2 separate regions of the Homo sapiens genome follow, and region 2 is linked to region 1. Evidence: read pairs that join two places in POLR2A ChIA-PET (ENCODE). Cell type or tissue: Panc1. All regions are shown on one strand. Links, peaks and the distances in the headings refer to the core of each region. The heading gives the core; the rest is flanking DNA. Region 1 has its middle 15 kb from the start of LINC02351. Region 2 overlaps IGF1R (insulin like growth factor 1 receptor).

Region 1 (5,385 bases), core at 166-5,165:
GAGAATTAAATCAAATGCAAAGATTGCTTCTTGCAGAAAATGGGGATTTTAAAAATTATCTCATAATCCATTGACCCCCTGAGGTTTCTGGAAGTAGCCAACAAGTTGAATTTATTTCTTCCTCATCCCGAAGGGCTTGTTCTCAAAGACTTTCTGGAACAAAATACCCAATGCTGGGAGAGTCTCAAAACCCTGCTTCCTGAAATATAACCTGTTCGAAGGCTCCGTGCATAGCAGTGAGTGTCCGTCACCACTGCCAGACCCTGGTCCGGAATGCAAGCTTCCGAGTGACTATGGACTCCCTGCCTGAGCCCATTCGTGAGTGTGGGGCAAAGCAGCCCTCAGGACAGTGTGACTGTTACAGGGCATGTGCATCTGGCCACTGCCTTTGAAGAACGTGGGATCCAGAAACAGCCTTGTTCTAAGTCATGACTTCTTTGTGGATTTCCCACGTTGATTTCGGAGTCAGATCACTTTCTCCCCAGTAACTCCTTTTAGATGGGAATGAAAGAGCAAGCATTTAAAAAAAACACACAGCCGGTCGTGGTGGCTCACACCTATAATCCCAGCACTTTGGGAGGCCGAGGCAGGTGGATCACCTGAGGTCAGGAGTTCGAGATTAGCCCGACCAACATGGAGAAATCCTGTCTCTACTAAAAATAATTTTTAAAAATCAGCCAGGCGTGGTGGTGCATGCCTGTAATCCCAGCTACTCGGGAGGCTGAGGCAGGAGAATCGCTTGAACCCAGCAGGAGGAGGTTGTGGTGAGCTGAGATCGAGCCATTGCACTCCAGCCTGGGCAACAAGAGCGAAACTCCATGTCAAAACACACACACACACGGACACACACACACACACAATATTTACTACTGCAACTGTCTTGCTTTGTTCAAGCAACAAAGAGAAAATAATTGGACATTGTCAAAATTAAAACTAGGCCAGCATGGTGGCTCACACCTGTAATCCCAGCACTTTGGGAGGCTGAGGAGGGAGGATCACTTGAGATCAGGGGTTTGAGACCAGGCTGGCCAACATGACAAAACCATCTCTACGAAAATACAAAAATTAGCTGGGCATGGAGGTGCACGCCTGTAGTCCCAGCTACTGGGGAGGCTGTAGTGGGGGGGATGGCTTGAGCCCGGGAGGCAGAAGTTGAAGTGAGCCGAGATCACCCCACTGCACTCCAGCCTGGGCGATAGAGCAAGACCCTGACTCAAAAACAAACCAAACCAAAACAAAACAAAACAAAATTAAAACTGTACTTCAAATGACATCAATAAAATGAAACGAGAAACCAAAGAATGGGGAAAAAAACTGCAAATCGTATATCCAAAAAGGGATTAAAATCAGAATTTATAAAGAATTCTTACAAATCAACAAGATAAAAACAACGCAATTCAAAAATAAGTGAGGATTTGAATAGACATTTCTCCAAAGAAGATAACACAAATGACTGAAAAGCTGTTTGACATCAGTAGTCACCAGGGCAATGCAAATCAGCACCACGGTAAGATGCCACTTCCCACCCACTAGGATGGTGGCTGTATCAAAAAGACGGAATAGGCCCCGGGCGCGGTGGCTCACGCCTGTAATCCCAGTACTTTGGGAGACCGAGGTGGGTAGATCACGAGGTCAGGAGTTCGAGACCAGCCTGGCTAACATAGTGAAACCCCATCTTTACTAAAAATACAAAAAATTAGCCAGGCATGGTGTCAGGCGCCTGTAATCCCAGCTACTTGGGAGGCTGAGGCAGGAGAATCGCTTGAACCTGGGAGGCGGAGGTTGCCGTGAGCTGAGATCACGCCATTGCACTCCAGCCTAGGGGACAAGAGCGAGACTTTGTTTCAAAAAAAAAAAAAGATGGAATAAGTGTTGGCTGGGATGAGGGAAGCGGAAACCCTCATACCTGGCTGATAAGAATGTAAAATGGTGCAGGGACTTGGAAAAATAATTTGGCAGTTCCCCAAAATGTTAAACATAGAGTTACCATATGACCCAGAAATTCCACTCTCAGATGTGTACCCAAGAGAACTGAAAACATATGTACACACACAAACTTGTATTTTGTTTTTTTTTTTTTTTTTGAGACGGCGTGTTGCTCTGTCGCCCAGGCTGGAGTGCAGTGGCACGATCTCGGCTCACTGCAAGCTCCACCTCCCGGGTTCATGCCATTCTCCTGCCTCAGCCTCCCGAGTAGCTGGGACTGCAGGTGCCCGCCAGCACGCCCGGCTAATTTTTTTGTATTTTTAGTAGAGACGGGGTTTCACCGTGTTAGCCGGGATGGTCTCGATCTCCTGACCTCGTGATCCACCCGCCTTGGCCTCCCAAAGTGCTGGGATTACAGGCGTGAGCCACCGCGCCCGGCCATAAACTTGTATTTGTGTATGTGTATATTCATGGCAGCATCATTGATAACTACCAAAACCTCAAATCAATCCAAATTACATCACCTAGCGAATGCCAAAATACAGTGTTCTACATCCATACCACGGGACGTTATTTGGCAATAAGAAGGAGTAAGAACTGATGACACGCACCACAACACGGATGAACCTTGGAAAAATTATGCTACGTGAAAGATGCCAGCTGTGAAAGACCCCGTATTGTGTGATTCCACTTACATGACATACCCGGAAGAGGCAAATTTATATATAGATTAGTGGCTGCCGAGGGCAGGAGGAGGGGGTAAGTGGGGAGTGAGAGACTCATGGGCGCAGTATTTCATTTTGGGGCACTAATGGTGGTGATGAGGGCACAGCTCTGTAAATATACTAAAAATCATTGCATTATTACTTTTTTTTTTTTTGAGACAAGGTCTCACTCTATCACCCAGGCTGTAGTGCAATGGCACGATCTCCACTCGATGCAGCCTCAACCTCCCGGGCTCAAGCAATCCTCCCACCTCAGCCTCCCAAGTAGCTGGGACTATAGGCGCAGGCCACCACACCCGGCTGATTTTTGTATTTTTGTAGAGTCAGAGTTTCACCACGTTGGCCAGGCTGGTCTTGAACTCCTGAGCTCAAGTTATCCACATGCCTCTTCCTCCCAAATTGCTGGGATTACAGGTGTAAGCCACCTCGCCGGGCCTGAATTATTACTTTAAATGAGGGAACTTTAAGGTTTGTAAATAATATCTCAATACAGCTGTTAAAAAATAAGAGACAGGAACACAGAAAACCGAAAAATAAAATTGATTTAATAAAAACAACACAACACACACAAAGATGTGCATTATGGGCAGTCCTGCACACACTGCTGGAAGGGACCCCTGCACACGGCCTCACAGCTGGCATGGACTGGGCAGGAGGTTGCTCTCAGTTCCACGGCATTGCCTTCTAACTTGTGTGGTCAGTACATATGCCCTTAAACAAAGCCATCAATACATCAGCTGTTCTTCCCTGAGAGGTTTCTTTTATTGAATAGTAACTTCATCAAACCCCTGAGACATTTTTAAACATTTATTTTCATGTAAACACAAAATACTAACCATTCATCTCAAATAGCACAATGCTCACAGCACACACATCCCATGTGAAAGGTTACATCTGACACCACACACAGGGCACCCTCTAGGCTGTAGACTTCACTCTCCTTTTATGGTCTGTGCCACCTGCACAGAGAGCCCAAGTATAAGGGGCAGGGGGGAGGCAGGCTTCATGATGTCTCCATATGAATCTCTAAACTATATTTCTAGTCAATTGGACCCTTCCATCTTTGTAATGGGTGCAAGAGAGATGAAAACTCCAGTGGAACACTCCAGAAGAGATTCCTCCAAAGAGAAGAGAGTTTCCTGAGGCCAGTATCCATACCTCACTTATATCCCCTGTCCCCAGCACAGAGCATGTCCCTGAGAAAGCATGCTGAATATCTGTTGTACAACAGAATGGATGGATGGATGGATGGACGGATGGATGACGGATGGAGGATGGATGGATGGATGGAGGATGGGTGGATGGATGGATGGATGGATGATGGATGGATAGAGGATGAATGGATGGATGGAGGATGGACGGATGGATGATGGATGGATGGATGATAAATGTATGGATAGATGGATGGCTGGATGAAGGATGGATGGATGGATGGATGGATGGAAGATGGAGGATGGATGGATGGATGATGGATGGGTGGATGGATGGATGGATGGGTGGATGGATGGATAGATGGATGGATGGAGGATGGATGGATGGAAGATGGATGGAGGATGGATGGATGGATGGATGGATGGATGATGGATGGAGGATGGATGGATGGATGATGGATGGAGGATGGACGGATGATGGATGGATAGATGGATGAATGGATGGATGGAGGGATGGATAGATGGATGATGAATGGATTGAATAGATGGATGGTTAGGTGGATGGATGGATGATGGATGGATAGACGGATGGATGGACAGAGAGATGGACAGCTGGGTGCATGGATGAATAAATAACAGGTCCCACCATGTGTGTCCTTTGACTGCTCAAGGGAACAGACGATATATTCCCAGAACTTGGGACTGTTGGTAGTCTCCTCATCAGGCCACAGGAGGGGCTTTATTACATCCTAAAAAGGTAAAACCCTCTTCTTCTGTCAACAAAGTAACCAGGCAGCCCAGGGCTGATCCTGCAGCTGAACTCCAATGGCAAGGAGCAGAGGCAGCAGGGCCCCTGGCTTCTCCAAAGTCAGTGATGAGCACAGAGGGGTTTGGGATGTCCTCGGCAATGGGATTGGATTTGCATTTTCCCAAAAGCAGGGGCAAGAACTTGGGTCGTCTGCCTCAAGAGGGCCTGACCAGCTTTCTCTGGGAAAAATCCTACTGAAATCAGCAAGGCTGGGCCCAATAGCAGAGAAAGCACCACCCCACCTCTCGGGGAGCAGGCTTTGGGCTCCCTAAAGCAGCCTGGATTTGCGCCCCACCCTTGAGGAGGGCAGGCGGCCCTGGGACAACTCTGCCTAGCCCATTGGACCTGGGGCCTAAGAGCAGGTCCTTGTCTCTGCATCCCAAGAGCGGCCATACACTATAGCGACCAAACAGGGCTCCATCAGTATTTGAGAAGGGGGAAGCCAATGTCACATTCGAGCCAGGCTATCATTTTCAGTTACTTTTACTACCACAAGACTTTCCACTCAAGGCCACCAATATTCTAGAAGCACCATCTGCCCAAATTCCTACCCAGTACTTCCCATATGAGCTCTCTGAGTGCCTTCTGTATACCAGGCCAGAAGAGAGCTCCAGGCCTACAGTAGGCACCATCCAGCCACTGCCCCTGCCCTCAAGGCACTCATGTGCCTTGAGGCACATCAGCACTGATGTGGCTGAAGCCTCCCGGGAAAGGACACGTGTACCCCTGCAAACCTCTTTGGTGTCCGGAAAGGACACGTGTACCCCTGCAAACC
Region 2 (5,385 bases), core at 202-5,201, 330 kb after region 1:
GCGGTGGCTCACGCCTGTAATCCCAGCACTTTGGGAGGCCACGGTGAGTGGATCACCTGAGGTCAGGAATTTGAGACCATCCTGGCCAACATGGTGAAACTCCTGTCTCTACTTAAAAAAAAAAAAAATGCAAAAACTAGCTGGGCATGGTGGTGCACATCTGTAATCCCAGCCACTTGGGAGGCTGAGGGCAGGAGAATGGCTTGAACCTGGGATGCGGAGGTCATAGTGAGCCAAGACTGTGTCATTGCACTCCAGCCTGAGCAACAGAGAGAGACTGCCTCAAAAAAAAAAAAATCCGTTTACATAGTGATAAATAAAGTAATTACTATAGTGGTGGCATTCTGCCTAAGTCATCTTGAAAACTGAATGCAAAATCTTTTTAATAGCTCCATAATGGTCTCTTGAAGTGTTACAGATTTTTATAACGATAGCTGTAATACAAGTGCCTTTATTTACTGTGAGACTTGAACATTTTGACCATTTACATGGGTACTTGTGTGTCTCCAGCTGAGCTGAGTGCATGTCGCTGCGGCATTGCAGGCGTGTGTGCATGTTGGCTCTTGCAACGGGGCGTCTGCCAGGGGTTGTCTCGGGCAGGAGAAGGAGGCCAGACTGGCACCACTTGTAGTGATTGGAATGTGTCTAGTCCAGCTCTTCAGTTCCATGTAGGAGGTTTTAGGATGGAGATTGTGTTTTGGGAACTCCAAGTCACTGTCCAATTTGGAGAGTATTATGTAAGAAGGCTTATGTTTTCTGATTACCCATCCTTCGATACAGACCAAATAATACCACAGTGATAAAAATGGGAAAGGAGCTGTCGCTCAGCTCTTCTTGGCCGTGTTGTTTGCTTTTCGATGTCTAATTTATGAAAGCATTTCAAAGTGACATATATACTGAACAGCTTCGTCTTGCCAAATGTAAAATAAACTGGAGATGAGTTTAGCACAGAGCTTTGTAGATTGTTGTCCTCTTGGTAGAGTCGGGGCCTAAACACCACCTGGCCTCTGTGCCAGTGGACAGGTGACCTGCCTGTCCTACTGCTGGTCTCTGCAGCTCTCTGTCTTGGGCAACCCTGGCTCTGAGTTCCAGAGTGTTCTCCAGTAGGAGAGTCTGCAGGGGCACTGTGGAGCACCTGGGTATGTGCACATCTGTTGTTGGCTGGCGTTGTCTCTGATGGCTTGGGGTGTCACAGAGACATGACAGTACTGTCACTGCATACCTCTCAAGCTTTTGCTGAGTCCTACATGAGTTGCAGGGGCAGAGAGGGAGGGAGAAAACAATGCCTAGCCACACTGAGAAAGGGGAAAGTGCTACAGAGTCCTGGAAGGAAGCGAGGATGGACATGGACGGGGAAGCATTCATACCAGGCAGGAAAAGTGACTTCATGGACCAGTCACAGAGGACAGGGCCAGGGATCAAACCTTCCGTAATTTGCCTCCACAGTTTGTCTGAGACTGGCTACCTGGTTGAGTCTGCCAGAGCCCTGTGTGCAGGTACTACCACTCACTGTCACCTCCAGGCAGGAAAGGCCATGTGAATGCATGCATCTTTGCAGGAACTTGCCCCTTTCCACTGAGGTTTGAGGCAGACTCCAACCACATTTCCATCCAGTGGCTTAGTGGTCTTACCCGTGAGCTTGAACTGTTGTCCCTGCCAGGACAGTCTTTGCCTCTGTAAGTATCTCCATATTCCTCCATCCTTTCAGGTCCCATTCAGTCCCTAGGTCCTCCATGATGGAATATTGGTTGATGCACTTATTCCACAAACATTTGTTGGCCACCTTTCAAGTGCCAGACAACCCTTCTAGGTATGGAGGGGTACAGTGATGAGCAAGCCACTGTTTCTGGCTGCAGAGGGCTCACTGTTTAGTGGGAGAAACAGACAAATCATACATCTTAACTACACTGCCCTTGATTGCTCTTTACCTGTTATATCAGTCGATCTTGCCTGCCTAGCATTTGTTCCCTGTTTGGGGGCCTGTATGATGTTCGTTTGGATACCTCAGGGTACATTTTCCCATCTTTGTGATGATGTAGCTCACTTGGTCTGAATGATATGTAATCCTGCACATGTAGAGTGACCATTATATTTGCATAAATAGCATTGGAGGAATATATAAGAAATGAATAAAAGTTGTTATATCATTTGATTTTTCTTTTCTTTTCTTTTCTTTTTTTTTTTTTTTTTGAGATGGAGTCTGGCTCTGCTGCCCAGGCTGGAGTGCACTGGCACGCGCATAGCCCATCGCAGCCTCAAACTCCTGGGCTCAAGTGATCGCCTGCCTCAGACTTCATTTTGATTTGTGAACCTCGTGATTCTATTACTTGTTCCACAAAAAATTTTAAATGAAAAAATATTTCAAAAATACATATATTCCGGCCAGGCATAGTAGCTCATGCCTCTAATCCCATCACTTTGGGAGGCCAAGGCAGACAGATCACCTGAGGTCAGGAGTTTCAGACCAGCCTGGCCAACATGGTGAAACCCCGTCTCTACTGAAAATACAAAAGTTAGCTGGGCGTGGTGGCACGTGCCTGTAATCCCAGTTACTCGGGAGGCTGAGGCAGGAGAATTGCTTGAACCCGGGAGGTGGAGGTTGCAGTGAACCGAGATTGCATCATTATGCTCCAGCCTGGGCAGTGAGTGAAACTCTGTCTCCAAACAAAACAAAACTAAAACAAAAACAAAAACAAAACAGGCTGGGCACGGTGGCTCATGTCTGTAATCCCAGCACTTTAGGAGGCCGAGGCGGGCCGATCACAAGGTCAAGAGATCAAGACCATCCTGGCCAACATGGTGAAACCCCATCTCTACTAAAAATACAAAAATTAGCTGGGTGTGGTGGCAGGTGCCTGTAGTCCCAGCTACTCAGGAGGCTGACGCAGGAGAATTGCTTGAACCTGGGAGGCGGAAGTTGCAGTGAGCTGAGGTCGCACCACTGCACTCCAGCCTGGCGACAGAGCTAGGTTCCATCTCAAAAAAAAAAAAAAAAAAATTCCTCCACAACATATATTCCAATGTTTAGTTTTTCTGTTACAGAGATCACATGTACTCTAACTTGTCAACTAAATTTAAAAGGAAAAGACAACTTTGAGAGAAAATTAAAACCAATGCAGTGTGTGTAAATGCCATTTTGATAAGCTCTTATTTCATGTTGACATATTCTATGGTGCTCGTCTTACATAACCTAGTTAGGGAAATGTTTTGTTCCAGTCTGGCTTTGTTTTTCTTCATGTGTTTAGGTCCTTCCACTTTCCTTTTGTTAATTTTTGGTGTTGTACTTCAGGAAATGAATTGAGGGTTGCAAATGACCTGGAGGGCCTTAGTTTGTTTGCTTGTTTGATTTTAGCAACAGTCACCGTGGTACACCTGACGTGGCTGGGACTCCTGATTTTTTTTTTTTTTCTTTTTGAGAACAAAGAATGTGTCCTTGTCTTGGCATGGACTGGGTAGCCTTGTTCACCTCCCCACCCATCTCTCCTTATTGGTGAGGCATTGTAAACCGTGTTAACAGGTAGCATCCACAGAACCCTGGAAAGGTTGTGAAGTCCCTTTGGAAGCCTAAGGGTTTTGATCTCATCCAGGTTGTAATCTTAAATTCTGGTACAAATTCCCTTGTTACAACTGGGTTAAGTGGTTTTAACCTCTTTTGTGCCTTCATTTTGAATGCTTAGACTGGAAAGTCGTTCAGAGACTCCTGACCGAATAAAGCCTACTTCCAAATGAGTGGGTTGTCCAGGTGTGCTTGTAGATGTCACATACTTCTAACAAGGCTCTGCAGCTGCGATGTCACCTTGCCCAGCGTGACCTCATTAGCATGTATGTGGCTTTCAGTGGCCATGTACTTTGCTTCTAGAGCTTTCTTTCCCATTCTGGGTTCTTAGGAGGGGGCTGTGCTTTGTGTGTGGCCAGGCAGAAGTCCATGTTTTAGCTTTTCAATTCTCTTGAAGAAAACAAATGTTGTTGATAAGAACACTTGTCATGGCATCCGATTTGTTCTTGTGAGGGCTGTATTAGCAATAAATAGACATTTAGTTTGCATATTTAACACCTCATCTTCTTTCAGCCCACACGTCTTCACTACAGGATTAGCTTTTCATTACTTAGTAGAGCTTTTAATTACCTGAAGCTTTCGTGTCTTTACTGGGATATAACTTTTCTCCTTATTAACCAGAAAAAGTCACAGAAAATCTTGTAATTTATAATGGAATGGAGTAATATTCACAAACAGGCTTTGGCAGGATTTTTTTTGTTATTGTGTTTTTTGTTTTTGTTTTTTTGTTACACTAGTTTTATCACAAGACAAGAAAGAGGGGAACTTTTAGAAATAAAAATTATGTGCTAAAATAATTAACCTTCCTGAGTAACACACACAGAATGTTGGTATAGTGTTTGCACCAGAGGAATTACATATGGAAGAATGCTGGGATCTTTTACCAAATAAGGGAAAGTAGAGTTCATTACAAATAGAGGCTTCTAGCACAGAAAAGAGGACATTTTATAAGTACTGTGAAGCATTTTCAGAGATAATTAAATAATAGAAAATATTAAACCAATTTAAACAATTTGTAGTTTTTTTCTAATAACCAGTAAGTTCTTCGTCTTCGAATAATTCTTTTATACTGTTCTATTTCCAGCTCCACTGAGTGCCCCTGTGTTTTCAGAGAAAACAGGAGTCTGTTTTGGACTTCCTCTTTGGTATATATGGTGGGAGATTTGTTTAAAAAATTTTTTTATAGAGGTAAAATTCATATGACATAAAATTGTCCATTTAAAGGTGAACAACTCAGTGACATCTAGTATATTCATACTGTTGTGCAATTGCCATCTCTATCTAGTTCCAAAATACATTTGTCATGCCGCAAGGAAAGCCTGTACCCCTTAAGCAGTTAATCCCCATTCCCCTTTCCGCTCAGCTCCTGGCAACCACCAGTCTGCATTCTGTTTCTATGGATTCACCTATTTTGCATAGTGCATATAAATGCAGTTATATAATATGTGACCTTTTGTGTCTGGCTTCTTTCACTTAGCATAATATTTTTAAGGTTCATCCATGTTGTAATGTATCAGTACTTCATCCCTTTTTATGGGTGAATAATAGTCCATTGTATCCAGTTGTATCCAGAAGATTTGCTTTTCATTGCCTAACTTCAGGGCTTCAGACACCTCAATCTTTGTTCTGAGATGGATGTAAACTTAATGTATATCTCTCTCTCTCACCCAATGATCATGCCAACACCTTTTTTTTTTTTTTTTTTTTTTTTTTTTGAGACAGTCTCGCTGTGTTGCCCAGGCTGGGGTGCAGTCTTGGTTCACTGCAACCTCTGCCTCCCAGGTTCAAGTGATTCTTGTGCCTCAGCCTCCCAAGTAGCTGGGGCCACA

What was found. Peaks named below come from ENCODE experiments on the same cell type or tissue, not always from the same donor. Only the 100,000 strongest peaks of a DNase experiment are listed, where the experiment ranks them.
Region 2: POLR2A ChIA-PET joins it to region 1 with 13 read pairs; 2 of 35 experiments call an interaction of 5 or more read pairs at or near these places.

Annotation. Positions count from the first base shown.
Region 1 is chr15:98,433,769-98,439,153 of GRCh38, forward strand. It overlaps the pseudogene FAM169BP. Among named protein-coding and RNA genes, the nearest start is that of LINC02351, 15 kb to the left of the region's middle. In Panc1, for the core only: no CTCF peak of the experiment used is centred there; no DNase peak of the experiment used is centred there.
Region 2 is chr15:98,760,066-98,765,450 of GRCh38, forward strand. All of the region lies in intron 2 of IGF1R (insulin like growth factor 1 receptor), which reads left to right. Among named protein-coding and RNA genes, the nearest start is that of MIR4714, 22 kb to the right of the region's middle. In Panc1, for the core only: no CTCF peak of the experiment used is centred there; no DNase peak of the experiment used is centred there; H3K27ac peaks cover 939 bases.